Regions from separate parts of the Homo sapiens genome. Here all the other regions are linked to region 1. The links are chromatin contacts, found by Hi-C or POLR2A ChIA-PET in ENCODE. All regions are on one chromosome and are shown on one strand. Each heading gives the region's core, a stretch centred on a gene start or an enhancer-like site at or near the end of the contact. The rest is flanking DNA. Distances are from core to core; before and after follow the strand shown.

Region 1 (4,382 bases), core at 1,226-3,725:
TTTGTATTTTTAGTAGAGTGGGGGTTTCGCCATGTTGGCCAGGCTGGTCTGAAATTCCTGACCTCAAATGATCCATCTGCCTCGGCCTCCCAAAGTGCTTAGATTACACACATGAACCACTGCGCCTGGCCACCTCAATCTTTTTTTTTTAATACTGTATTTAATATAATACACATATTTAATATATTTAATATAATATTTGATATATTTAATATTTAATATATTTAATATAATATTTGATATATTTAATATTTAATATATTTGATATTTAATATATTACACATATTTACAATAAATATGTGAAAATTGGGCCAGGCGTGGTGGCTCATGCCTGTAATCCCAGCACTTTGGGAGGCTGAGGCGGTTGGATCATCTGAGGTCAGGAGTTCGAGACCACCCTGGTCAACATGGTGAAACCCCATCTCTAGTAAGAATACAAAAATTAGCCAGGCATGGTGGTGCGCGCCTGTAATCCCAGCTGCTCGGGCTGAGGAAAGAGAATCGCTTGAACGTGGGAGGCGGAGGTTGCAGCGAGCTGAGATCGCACCACTGCACTCCAGCCTGGGCAACAGAATCTGTCTCAAAAAAAAAAAAAAAAAAAAGTGAAAATTTTGAACTTATATTCGTAAAAAACACTTTTCTGTTTTATATATTGCAAAGTTTCATTATTTCATTTGATAGCATTCCACTGCTTTAAAAAATGTTTGAAAACTACTAAATACTTAATCTGACTGCGTTCAAGCAAGGGTAAAGCCAAACCATAAGATTTCGCTGTTTTGTTTTGTTGTCTATTCTAGTGTTAAAAAAAATCCTTTATCTTGTTGTTTACTTTTTTTATTTCTGTAGAGACAGGGTCTCACTATGTTGCCCAGGGTGGTCTCCAACTCCCAGTCTCAAGCAATCCTCCCACCTCTACCTCCCAAAGTGCTGGGAATAAGGGCTTGAGCCATCTCCTAGGGCCTCAAAAAAATCCATTAAAATAACCTACTTGAACTGTCTCCTTGCCAAAAGTCTATTTTCTCCGAAACTCAGAAACTCATCTTACTTCCTACAAAAGCCCTAGAACAGCAATTTAGGTTTCAACATCAGTGACCAAGGAATCAAATGAAGGAACACTTTCAGTTCTTCGATCAAGTCCCATTTTTGTAGTTTTCTCCCCTGCCTGAACACTTTGGACCGCCACCTCTGTCTATTCCTTAGTTCTCGGGTGAAAGTTATCCTTTCCAATAAACCTTCCGAGTTTTTCAAATCTTAATGAGAATCCTTTATTTTGTGCTCCAACAAGCCCCTTCATTTCCCCAACCTCAGCACTCATCAACGAAGGGGAACCCAACTGTCTTGTCTTTGTTACCCCAGCACCTGGCGTGTAACAGCAGCGCAACAAATGTTCTTCAATCAGTTGAAAGTAGATATTAAGTCATGTACACCATCTCCATTTCATAGGAGTCATAAAGCATGATAAGCTCTACTAATGATTAATCTTATAAATGAAGAAACCAGGGTACAGAGAGAAAAATTAAGTTGTCCTGGGTTCTAAAACAGGTAAACGACAACAGAATATAGAACCTGAGACTCCAGAGTCAGAAGCTATTTGTACTCTACCACGCTGCTTCCACTTAAATTCTAGGTCCTATTGACACAGCTGACCCTGTTGGCTCTACTGACACAACTCAGATTGGGCCGACTAAAATGTTCAGAGTATATCTGGGTGCGGTGGCTCATGCCTGTAATCCCAGCACTTTGGGAGGTCGAGGCGGGCGGATCACTTGAGATCAGGAGCTGGAGACTAGCCTGGCCAACATGGTGAAACACTGACTCTACTAAAAATTTTTAAAAATTAGCCGGGTGTGGTGGTGCGTGCCTGTAATCCCAGCTACTTGGGAGGCTCAGGCAGGTGAATCACCTGAACCCGGAAGGCGGAGGTTGCAGTGAGCCAAGATCGCGCCACCGCACGCCAGCCTGGGCGACAGAGACTCCGTCTCAATAATAACAACAATAATAATAAATAAATAAAAGAGTAAGGGGTTCAAAGTTAGGAAATACAGTTTGACCTGCCCCTTCTCTCTAGAAAGGAAACTGGCTCCTGGGACAGCCTTGCATTTCTAATTATTACAGATTGGGCGTCTTCCCAGGAAAAAAGCCCGACCGGCAGACTGTGGAGCCGGACACCCTATTCCAGAAACTAAACTACAAAGGTGGAGGCCAAAATTCGACGCCTACAGACTACAGACTGCAGCCCCTTTATCACATTTCTCTCTTAACTTTTCAGTCCTCCCCGCTTCCCGGTTCGCTCAGGCAGTGCACATCCCAGAGCTCCTTCCCCGCTTGGACCCGAACTGTTCTCACTGAATGATCTCCTCGCTGACATCCAGGCCGAAAGTCTTCCGCAACTGCTGGGTGCACCAGTGCACCAGCGGCTCCCCGGACACCGCCCCAGCCACCGCCATCTTCCCCAGCCGGAACCAGCTGAGCTGCAAAAGCCCCACGTCCTGCACCGGACTAGTTCCCTTCGCAACACCAACCTCTCTCACGCGGGTTCCGCCAGCTTGCACCGCCCCGCAAGGTCGCACCGCCTCCAGTGCAGATCCCGCCCATCTGTGCGCCTCCTGCTTCTTCCTGCTTTGTTGTCTACTTCCTTGTGCCCTCCGGAGTCGAGCTCTGTCAGTGCATGATTCTTGCCAATCGCTAAACGTAGGACTCGAGGAAGGCCATTGGCAATTCTGCTAAGAAGACAGTGCAAGTGCCTATAAAAACGACAGTTTAGGGGGAAAACAAACCAATACCCGGAAAGCTGAGAGGCCAGCTTTTTAATCGTCATGGTTTTATGTAAAATAAAACAGCACGTGGAAGGTATTGTAAGCGCTGTAAGTTTTTGCTCTGGTGGTGGTTTTAATTTTTTAATTAATTAATTAATTTATTTATTTATTTTGAGACGGAGTCTCGCACTGTCGCCCAGGCTTGAGTGCAGTGGCATGATCTCGGCTCACTGCAAGCTCCGCCTCCCGGGTTCATGCCATTCTCCTGCCTCAGCCTCCCAAGTAGCTGGGACTACAGGCACCCGCCACCACGCCCGGCTAATTTTTTTTGTATTTTTAGTAGCGACGCGGTTTCACGTGTTAACCGGGATGGAGTGTTTATTTTTAATACCCCCTGTAGTCGACTACTAGATTCACACCGCTAAAACTTCTATTTTATTTTTTGAGCCATGTATTTTCCAGGAGAGCCAAGACAACTCAGCAAGCTCGAGGGTAAAAAACAGTAAAACAGGAGTTGGAATTTGGCTTTGAGGACTTTCCACATGAGTTCTCAACCAAAAATGACAGTATTTAAGGGCTGTCTGCAATTCCCTACCCCGCTAAGACAATGGGCTGGGGAAAATTTAGCCAAACTTTTCTGGAGATCATAATGTCTTCCCATTCATTTCTGGCTTTTTGTTGCATTTGCAGGTTAAAAGTTCTTCATTTCTACTAGCCTGTTTAGACTAAGTGGTCACATTAAATTGGCAGCTGTTTTACCTTTTTGCTAGTGTTTTCATTGGCATAAATATTATAATTAAAATCATGAGTGTATTGGCCGGGCGCAGTGTCTCATGCCTGTAATCCCAGCGCTTTGGGAGGCCGAGGCGGGAGGATCACCCGAGCGCACACGGAGACACACACACAAACACACACACACACACACACACACACACTGGGCGTGGTGGCTCATGCCTGTAATGCCAGCACTTTGGGAATCAGAGGCAAGAGGATCACTTGAGCCCAGGAGTTCCGGACCAGTCTGGGCAGCATAAGGAGAATCCTCATCTCTACAAAAATGAAAAAAATTAGCCTGGCATGGTGGCACATGCCTGTAGTCTCAGCTACTTGAAAGGCTGAGGTGGGAGGATCACTTGGGCCTGGAAGGTCAAGCTTGAAGTGAGCCCTGATTGCACTACTGCACTCCAGCCTGGGCGACAGAGCAAGGCCTTTTTACAAAAACAAAACAAAACCTCATAAGTGTATTGATTTACATTCCATTTAGATTGTCGTAGATATCATTAATTTGGAAAGCAGATGATTTTCCAGGGTTTTTTTTTTTAAGAAAAAGTCAAAATACTCTGTGAATGTTTATTAATTGTGGGTACAAGTTTTGTTTCTTTGTAAAACTCCACTACATTTAATAATAATTGTAAGGTATCAAAGTCATTTACCTGTTTATTTATTCAGTCCCTGTGTTAGGGTTCTCCAGAGACAGAACCAATAGGATAGATAACAGATAGATATAGATACAGATCTATGAGGAGATTTATTAGGGAATTGGCTCAGGAAATTATGGAGACTGAAAAGACCCATGACAGGCCATCTGCAAGCAGGAGACCCTGGAATGCTGGTAGCTGGCTCAGT
Region 2 (4,541 bases), core at 1,557-4,056, 1.2 Mb before region 1:
GAAATGCAGGGCAAAGGACATCATGGGAGTATGAGAAGAGCGGGAAGAATGCAAAAGAGAAGTAGGCCCACTGCTCTTCCCCCACCCCTCAGCCTTTTCTTCACTTACTCATTCCCTATCCCTTATCTCTGTAGATGAAAAATCATCTTGGGGCCAAATGTAGTGGCTCATGCCTGTAATCCTGGCACTTTGGGAGGCCAAGGAGGGAGGATCGCTTGAAATCAGGAGTTCAAGACCACTCTGGGCAACATAGTGAGACCCCCATCTCTACAAAAAATTTAAAAATTAGCCAGGCATGGTGGCACATGCCTGTAGTCCCAGCTACGTGGGAGGTTGAGGTTGGGGGGGATTGCTTAAATTCAGGAAGTCAAGGCTGCAAGAAGCCATGACCATGCCACTGCACTCCAGCCTGGGTGACAAAGACCCTGTCACCACACACACACACACACACACACAAAATCACCCTGGGAACTTAACAGCAAAGATTCTCAAGCACGAAGTCATGAAATTTCATTTCCATTTCACTTGGCAAGGTCTGGGAATCTGCATTTTCAACACGTGCTCTGGGAGATTGAGATATCTAGACTTCCCTTTGAGCTCCCCAGTACCTAGCCCCTGTGAGAGCCATGGTTTTTCTGTCATAAACCTTTCCTCTGTCAGACTGGGGATCAAACACTGCCTTTCAAAGCCTTTGGGACAGCAGTCCACTGTTTCAAGGCAGGAAAAAATAAAGGGAATGAGAGATTATGCAAAGGAAACTATTTATTGATTTCCTTTAATGTGTGTGTGGAAACACGCAAATGCTGAGGGTCGTTTGAGTGGGGAAAAGAAATTCATCAGCCAGTGATGGCTTGAAAGACACCCCCTTTAAAACCTTCTAACCTTTGTGCTGATGTTCTCTGATGTTATAGTCACTGAACAACCTTCTGATTTGTAATGGGATTCCACTAAGGAGGAAAAACAAACAAACAAACTAGTTGCCCTAAGTAACACAGTCCTCCTGGTAGCTGTGCCTTTTATCATCAATTTAATATATTGATTTTTTGCTTTCCAAGTCTCCCAAAGCCTGTTATTCAGAAGAACTAGGTCACAAGATTTGATCATCCATCAGTGAACTAACTTAAGCTTTAGGGTTGGGTAAGGTAATGAATCAGACCCTGCAACTGAGCCAGAATTACCACGAGGACAGTAACCCTATGGCTAAGTCGTTGTCACATTAGGGGTAACTAGACACTTGCTTACCCACACATTCTTGGCCACATCCCTCCCAATAGGGCAAGATTAGAAATCATGACTAAGTTATCAGGCTGCAGCCTTACTTACCTGGAGCCCAATGCCTGCTCAAGCATAACTAGGTCTTGACATGGTGAGATCAGCCAGGTTGGGGAAAGAAGTTTTGAAGCAAATAGGGCAGTCTGCAGGGCCCTGGCCCCAGTGCTGGCAGGGATATTCCCAGGGACAGGAAAAAACTACAAGCAACTGGCCCCACAATCTCCCACATAACAAGCTGTGAGAAGTCAGACAGATTTGTCTGTTCAGTTCAAAGCATCCTCCTTCCTCGTCCCATCTCCTAATCTCGCCCCATCCTATCAGCTAAAAGAAAAAGGCAAATGCCTGAGGCCTTCTAGAGGCCTTTCTGTACTCACTTTGTAACCTATGTGGTTCCACATTGTTCTTTGAACCGTAACTACCCAGGGGCCTGCTGGCATCCATCTAAGCCTATCTCTAGCTGGGATTCCCTGGCTCCCTACATGGTTAGAAAGAAAGTCACCTCTTGCCCTCTTAAGGACCTCACTGAGGCACAGACTACAATGGAGACACCAGGTGGCCAGAGTGGCAGGCAAGAGCCCATGTTGCCTTACAGGGAAATCTGAGCACGCATGCCTTGTCCAGGGTGAGAGGAACGAGGGCCCTCTGCTTCCCTCAAAGAGGGGATAGGGGAAATAAAGTGAGCATTTGGGCTGAGGAGACCAAGAGGCCAAGTCTTGAGGTAAATTGGGCTCAGGTCAGCTAAGAAGGATATACAAAGCATACCTCAGCCAGGAATTACAGTTTTGGGGTTTTTCCCCCCAAGATTCTCGTGCGTTAGCCTCCCAAGTAGCTGGGATTACAGGCACTCGTTACCATGCCCGGCTAATTTTTGTATTTTAGTAGAGAGCGGGGTTTCACCATGTTTCCCAGGCTGGTCTCAAACTCCTGACCTGAAGCGATCCGCCCACCTTGGCCTCCCAAAGTGCTGGGATTACAGGCCTGAACCACCACGCCCGGCCAGGATTTGTAGTTCAGGAATTGCAGTTTAAAAAGAACAGGAAGAGGATTCTGTCAACCGGTTCAGAGGATACGAGAGAGGGGGCTAAAGAGTGACGAGGAAAATAGCAGGAAGGGTTGGGCTCGTGCACCGACGGGGCCCAGGGGAGTGAGGGGACAAAAGTGTGAAGCGGACACAGAGTCACCGGGCCAGGTGAGGCCCATGGGTCAGTGGGGCAGAAGGGGAAGGAAAGAGCCCGAGAATGGGGAGAGATTCAGGGCAATGCAGAGAGACACGGCAGGAAACCCAGCCAAGGCTCGAGAGAAGTTGGGGATTTGTGGGAGGAGAGGGGTGGCCGCGGATTGGCCATCGCGAAGAGAGGCCGCGCCCCCTAGCGTCCCTCCGGGATGAGCCAGAACCCTGCCCGGGCGACCCTGAAGCTCTCCAAGGACCGCCCCGCCCAGCGCGGAGTGCAGGCGCCGGATTCCCTTCTGTCGCGCGGCCTTATAGTTCCGGCTGTGGCGCGCGGACGGAAAGTTTATGCCGACGGAAAGTTTATGCCGACGGACTGTGTCCGGCGATGGGCACGGGGTGAGTGGGGAGGCCGAGGGCCCGGGACTGCCTTTCGCTGCTTGTTGGGGTTACAGGTGAAGGGGTTATGGGTGAAGAACAACCCAGGGCCAGCGCTTGGCCTTCCCGCCACCGTGGCGGCCGCCCCGCGCTGTCTGTGAGGCGCCAGTTCCGGGGCGCTGCTCCCGGCCTCCCCTCGCTCTGAGGCTCGGGGTCCCCAGCTCCGCGTAAACTGCACGATTTCGCCCTCTGCTCAGCTCCCCTCTGCCCCCTCTTTCCAAGAGAGACTTCCAGATCCCACATTTTCTTGACTGATTTTTAAGGTAAAAATACATCTCCCAGATGTGATTTTCAGTCTGGACTTTTAGAGATGAAATTATATCTGAGAACTGGGGAGGGACTCCCGGAGGCTGACGGGAAAGCCAAAGAGCAGGTGAGGCACTAGAAATTCAGGTAGAATCCTGCTTTGAGAGCGAGACTGCTGAGAATCAGTTCTTTATGAATGAGCTAATTATCACCTTCAGGGAAGAATTACAAACGTCTAGCTGATGGACACTTGGTATTCAAGGCCAAATAGGTGGCTAGGGCCTATTTCTCAGACTGTTCCTGAGAAAGAAGAGCCCTAGTTGTTTGAACAGTACACGTGGGAAGGGGGTGGGGGTGGGAGACTTGGGGGCTCAGAATCCACCCAAGTGAGGAATACATAGTGTTGTGCTCACAAAATTGGTAGACTGTGGTGGGCAGGGATTCCCCCCCACCCAAGACGGAGTCTCGCTCTGTCGCCCAGGCTGAAGAGCAGTGGCGCGATCTCGGCTCACTGCAACCTCTGCCTCCTGGGTTCAAGCAATTCTCCTATTTCAGCCTCCCAAGTACTAGAACCACAGGCGCACGCCACCACATCTGGCTAATTTTTGTATTTTTAGTAGAGATGGGGTTTCACCATGTTGGTCAGACTGGTCTCGAACTCCTGACCTCGGGTGATCTGCCCGCCTCAGCCTCCCAAAGTGCTGGGATTAAAGGCGTGCCTGGCCTTTTTTTTTTTTAATCAGGCCTATACTGCTTGAGTGAACTATCCTTCAGGAACTTTCAGTTCCCTCCTTTACTCCAACCTGAGTACTAAATTGATCTCCCACGACTTTGTAACTGTTAATGAGGTGCATTTGGGAGTCGACACAAATGCATCACTTGGGAGAAAGAGCCAGCTCCAGAGGTGTCTTCAGAGAAGGCAAGACTGCCAGCTGTCATCACTGTCAACAGCAGATTTCACGGGCTGAAAGTGCTTTTTTGTATTTGATCTAAGTCTGTGTAAACTGTTTCCTCCCATTCTCCTAAGAGGTGAGGGCAGTACTCCTCATGATCCTCAACTTGTAAAAAGGCCTCCCTGCATGAATGGGACTACCACAGGAGCTGGGCAGACGTGAGGGAGTCCCCCATATGTCTGCTTGAATGAGGAGAAGAGGAAATGTGTTTCTGGTGTCCAGAGTTAACATTTATAATGTATTTTGCTAAATAATATATGGTATATCTGGTGATTTAGGGGTAGTTCATCAGTTGTTATCAAATTGTTGGGCACCTACTATGTGCCAGTTACTGTGATAAGTTTTGAGGAGACATCATGGGCAAAATGTGGCATGGTCCCTGCCCTTAGTGAGCGTATGTTATGGTCTAATATAGTGTAGTTGAACCAATATTGTGCAGGACCTCACTTTTTTTTTTTCAGTCG
Region 3 (4,536 bases), core at 1,916-4,415, 1.2 Mb after region 1:
AAAGAAAGGGACATTCACATACATTTATATCTGGAAAATAAATTGGTTTCGCTTTTCTGGAGGGTAATTTGGCAGTTTATATTACAAACCTTAAAATGTGCATAACTTTTGACTCAGCAATTCCTCCTCCAGGAATTTATCCTAAGGGAATGAGGACAAACACAAAAACGTATCTATAAAAATGTTTATTGTAGCGTTAATAATGAAAAGTTGCTGGGAGGGAGTACTGAATGTTAAGCTTTGACAGAGCTAGGTAGTGGGTACATGGATCTTCATTTATTGCATTAATTTTCTATTGTTGCTGTAATCAATTACCATAAATGTAATGGCTTAAAACAACATAAATGTATTTATTTATTTATTTATTTATTTATTTATTTATTTATTGAGACAGAGTCTCGCTCTGTTGCCCAGGCTGGAGTGCATTGGCGCCATCTCCGCTCACTGCAACCTCTGCCTCCCAGGTTCAAGCAATTCCCCTGCCTCAGCCTCCCAAGTAGCTGGTGTCTACAGGTGTGTGCCACCACGCCCGGCTAATTTTTGTATTTTTAGTAGAGACGCAGTTTCACCATGTTGGCCAGGCTGATCTCGAACTCCTGACCCCAGATGATCTGCCCACCTTGGCCTCCCAAAGTGCTGAAATTACAGGCAACAAGACAAATTTATTATCTTACAGTTCTGGACAGAAGTCTGAGCCAGGTCTTATTGGGCTAAAGTTGAGATGTTGGCAGGGCTGTGTCCCTCTTTGGGAGATCCAGGAGGGAGTCCATTTCCTTGCCTTTTCCAGCTTCTAGACGCTGCCCACATTCCTTGGCTCATGGCCCTCTTCCATCTACAAGCCATCAACATAGCACCTCTCAGACCTTCCATTACCACATCTCCTTCTCGCTCTTCTGTCTTCCTCTTCCACTTTCAAGAACCCTTGTGATTCCACTGGGCCTACACAGATAATCCAGGATACTCCTTCTAGATTAAATCAGCTAATCAGCAACCTTTATTCCACTTGCCATGTAACTAAAGGTTCTGAGGATTAGGCCACTGATGTCTTTGGGGGCCACTATTCTGTGTATACAATTGTATTATTCTATATACTTATATACATTAAATATTTAATATTCACCAATTTTTATTAATTTTTAAGTATCAAATATTTAAAAACCCAAACCTAATGCCCAATTTAGTGTATGGCTGAAGTGAAAATATATATAGTCACAGGACAAATGCTATATGCCCATTAAGAAGCATAATGTAGAATATTCCAGCCTGGGCAACATGGCGAAACCCCATCTCTACAAACATTACAAAAATTAGCCAGGCGTGGTGGCTTGTACCTGCAGTCCCAACTACTCAGGAGGCTGAGGGGGGACAATTGCTTGAGCCCAGGAGGTCGAGGCTGCAGTGAGCCAAGATTGTGCCACTGCACTCCAGCCTGGGCAACACAGTGAGACCTTATTTAAAAAAAAAAAAGAATATGTAGTGACATGGAGTGATGCTCATTTTATAGTAAGTGGGAGGAAAATTCAAGTCTACAAAAGATTATGCACAAGATGATCCCAATTAGGTTAAGTCAAAACCCAAAATAAACCTATATCCAAGAGAGTAAAAAATATTGGGAAGGATATAGGTCAAAAGTTAAAAATGTTTATTTACAGATGGTAAATTTTCTTCTATTTTTCTGCATTTCCCAAAATGTATATTATACATGTATCCTTTTTGCAAAGACAAATAAGGTGATTAAGAACATCAAGTCAGGGCGGGACGCGGTGGCTCACGCCTGTAATCCCAACACTTTGGGAGGCCAAGGCGGGCAGATCACTTGAGGTCAGGAGTTCGAGACCAGCTTGGCCAACATAGTGAACCCCCCCCCCACCATCCCCCGTCTCTACTAAAAACACAAAAAGTAGCCGGACATGGTGATGGACACCTGTAATCTCAGGTACTTGGGAGGATTGAGGCAGGAGAATCGCGTGAACCCAGGAGGCGGAGGTTGCAGTGAGCCAAGATCGCGCCACTGTACTCCAGCCTGGGTGACAGAGCAAGACTCTGCCAAAAAAAAAAAAAAAAAAAAAAAAAATCCAGTTAGACCAATTTTCTGGTAAAGTGTCTTTCTGGTTTCTTGCCTTTTGGTCGCCCATGACACCCATTTTTCAAGCATAGAGTTTCCTCCTCAAAAATAGAGCATGCTGTCACGCGCCGGTAGTCCCAACTACTTGGGAGGCTGAGGTGGAAGGACTTCTTGAGCCTAGGAATTGGAGACAAGCCTGGGCAATATAGCAGGACCCTGTCTCCAAGGAAAAAAAAAAAAAAAAAAAGAATAATGGCGTGTTCCTGTGGTCCCAGCTACTCGGGAGGCTGAGGCGGGAGAATCGCTTGAGCCCAGGAGGTCGAGGCTGCAGTGAGCTGTGATGGCACCATTGCATTCCAGCCTGGGCAAAAAAGCGAGACCTTGTCTCAAATAATAATAATGATAAAGACTCATGTTCGGTCATCGGTGACATTCGCCTTTCTCAGGCCCCCTAGTTGTCCACTCTGCAAAGGACGAGTAATCCTCGGAAGGGGTGGGGCCTCTTAGTGAATGAGGCACAGCAGCGAATCCGTGCTGTTTTAAAAACTTTTTTTCAGAACAAAGCAAACCTAAGGCACAGCCATACCCCGCAGAAAACTTCGAAATCTGCGCCTTGAAAAGGGAAGCCAAAAGGATACGAGCCTCTTTCATAATCTCTCTGGCACGTATTAATGGTTAATAATACTGTATTTTTTAATACACAAAAGAAGAGAATAGTGGCATTGCCCCGTGTGCCCACCCCCAGAGCTAACCGAGAGCGGCCGGGCCAGGGGGCCGGGGGCTGAGCGGCCCGCCGGGTTCCGGGGTGGCGCCGGCCCCGGTGGCCGCGGGCGCTCCCTCGCCATGGCCTAAGCCCGAGGCCGCTCCCCAGCCAGATTCTGGCCTCAGGCACTGCAGAGCCCGCGGCGCTCGCCAACAAGCCCGTTAGACCCACGGGACTTGGCACCCTGGAACGCTCACCATCCCCGGGTCTTCCCTGCGCCCTGGACCCGAGTACCCTGCTGCGGCGTCCCCCTACCACCGAGAGGAGGGCCTAGAGCAGACAAGCCCGCCCCGCCGCTCCTCCCAGCAGCTTCTATCCCGGAAGTTGATGCCGAGCGCAGATCGCTTGCAGCTTGCTAGCTGTGTGGGCTGGGAGGTCTGGTAGGGCTGAGCTTGCAAGAGGATCAACATGCCTGTGAGTTGTTTACATCGGGCTCCGGGTTTGTTTTGGGCTTCTTTACCGAGAGTCATATGGGACGGATGAGTCCGGCTGCCTCTCGGGCCTGTAGTGTCCGAGAGTGGCGAGGCGGCTCAGGTTGCGCAGCGTCTTCGCGCGTGGCGGGCATGTAGTGACTTGCCCGGTCACCGCGGCGCGGCTGGCCCTGCAGGGGCGTGGGCTGCAATTCAGAGGCGGTGGCTGGGAGGGGAACAGTTCTCTGTGTAGCTTATGAGCGGTCTTGGTCTTTGAGGATGCCCCTGAGGTTGTGATCTTTGGGTCTTTTGGCTTTCCCAGTGATTGGTGTTTCTCGCCCCCTCTGCCTTCTTTCGGAAGCGATTTCCTACTTGTTTTCCTTTTTTAAAAACTGTCCTCGTTGTTGCCTTATATATTAATTCCGTCAAGGACGGTCGCTCAGCAAGAATTCCTGTCAGATCAGCTGTTGAGCCACAGGAGCAAAAATCACCCAGGCGCTGACGTTGTCTGGTCTACTTCAGCAGTTTCTACTCTAAGCGAGTCCACAGTCGGGGTCACTTTCTTTGCTTAGCACCTCGACTTCGCGCAGTTTTCATCGAAGACAGTTCATTACGCAGTTGAGTAAAGAAGGACAAAGTTTGCCTTACCATATGTTTCCTGATCGTGCGAAAGCCCTTTTCTAGGGACTTGGAGAACACAAGTATTATGAAAAGTACTGATGAAAGTTATTAACAGGTTTCGAAAAATAACTTTACTATCTGACGTGTTGCTTCTGCCGAGGATGACCGTTATTCCTGTTTTTGCATGTATATTTCACGTATGGTTAAATGTGCCAGCGTTGTGGTTTAAAACTAATAGTAATAATATGCTTCTTTGTTCAGTTGGCTAGAGATTTACTACATCCGTCCTTGGAAGAGGAAAAGAAAAAACATAAAAAGAAACGCCTAGTACAAAGTCCAAATTCTTACTTTATGGATGTAAAATGTCCAGGTAAAATTTGAAATCTTAATTCCTTTACTAAAGAAAATTTCTGTAGGGATTGCTAGTGTGGTGTGTATAGTTAAGATACATTAGAACCCTCTGTTGAGTAGAAGTGGGATTACAGAATTGGAAATGTCAGGGACATTTTCATAATAAATGTACTGAAACCATTGTAGAAACATTTCGGGGTAAGTGAAAACAGGCATTCAAAGGAGATATGCCATTTGACTTAGCAAGTCTTTAAGCTCTTCAGACGATGAGTTTTCTGTTTCATGATACAAAGAAAAGTCTGTTGATTCTTCAGTCTAAAGCTGTG

The links. A loop is a pair of places that touch in the nucleus more often than their neighbours do. ChIA-PET counts read pairs that join two places held with the same protein, here RNA polymerase II (POLR2A). Pooled maps may share reads with other maps.
Region 2: a loop to region 1 is called in a pooled map, with 16 times the contacts of the local background. The contact joins the promoter of INTS14 here to the promoter of TRIP4 in region 1. A Hi-C loop is called at or near these places in 6 of 50 pooled maps. POLR2A ChIA-PET finds 5 or more read pairs at or near these places in 2 of 52 experiments (CD4-positive, alpha-beta T cell and activated B cell).
Region 3: a pooled map shows a loop between it and region 1 (5-fold over the local background). The contact joins the promoter of RPS27L here to the promoter of TRIP4 in region 1. A Hi-C loop is called at or near these places in 1 of 50 pooled maps. POLR2A ChIA-PET finds 5 or more read pairs at or near these places in 2 of 52 experiments (CD4-positive, alpha-beta T cell and HEK293).

What each region holds. Positions count from the first base shown.
Region 1 is chr15:64,385,929-64,390,310 of GRCh38, reverse strand. TRIP4 (thyroid hormone receptor interactor 4) reads right to left here and starts at 2,475. Exons shown (of 13, transcript NM_016213.5): 1 at 2,347-2,475. The coding sequence starts at 2,447. It also overlaps a transcript of PCLAF not described here. RefSeq lists enhancers at 1,759-2,259, 2,189-2,678, 2,260-2,760.
Region 2 is chr15:65,609,396-65,613,936 of GRCh38, reverse strand. It overlaps INTS14 (integrator complex subunit 14), which reads left to right and starts at 2,806. Exons shown (of 12, transcript NM_001394796.1): 1 at 2,806-2,839. It also overlaps a transcript of SLC24A1 not described here. RefSeq lists an enhancer at 2,729-2,888.
Region 3 is chr15:63,156,106-63,160,641 of GRCh38, reverse strand. RPS27L (ribosomal protein S27 like) reads left to right here and starts at 3,165. Exons shown (of 4, transcript NM_015920.4): 1 at 3,165-3,242; 2 at 4,121-4,229. The coding sequence starts at 3,237. RefSeq lists a silencer at 2,792-2,891 and enhancers at 3,073-3,646, 3,042-3,701, 3,852-3,941, 3,226-4,425.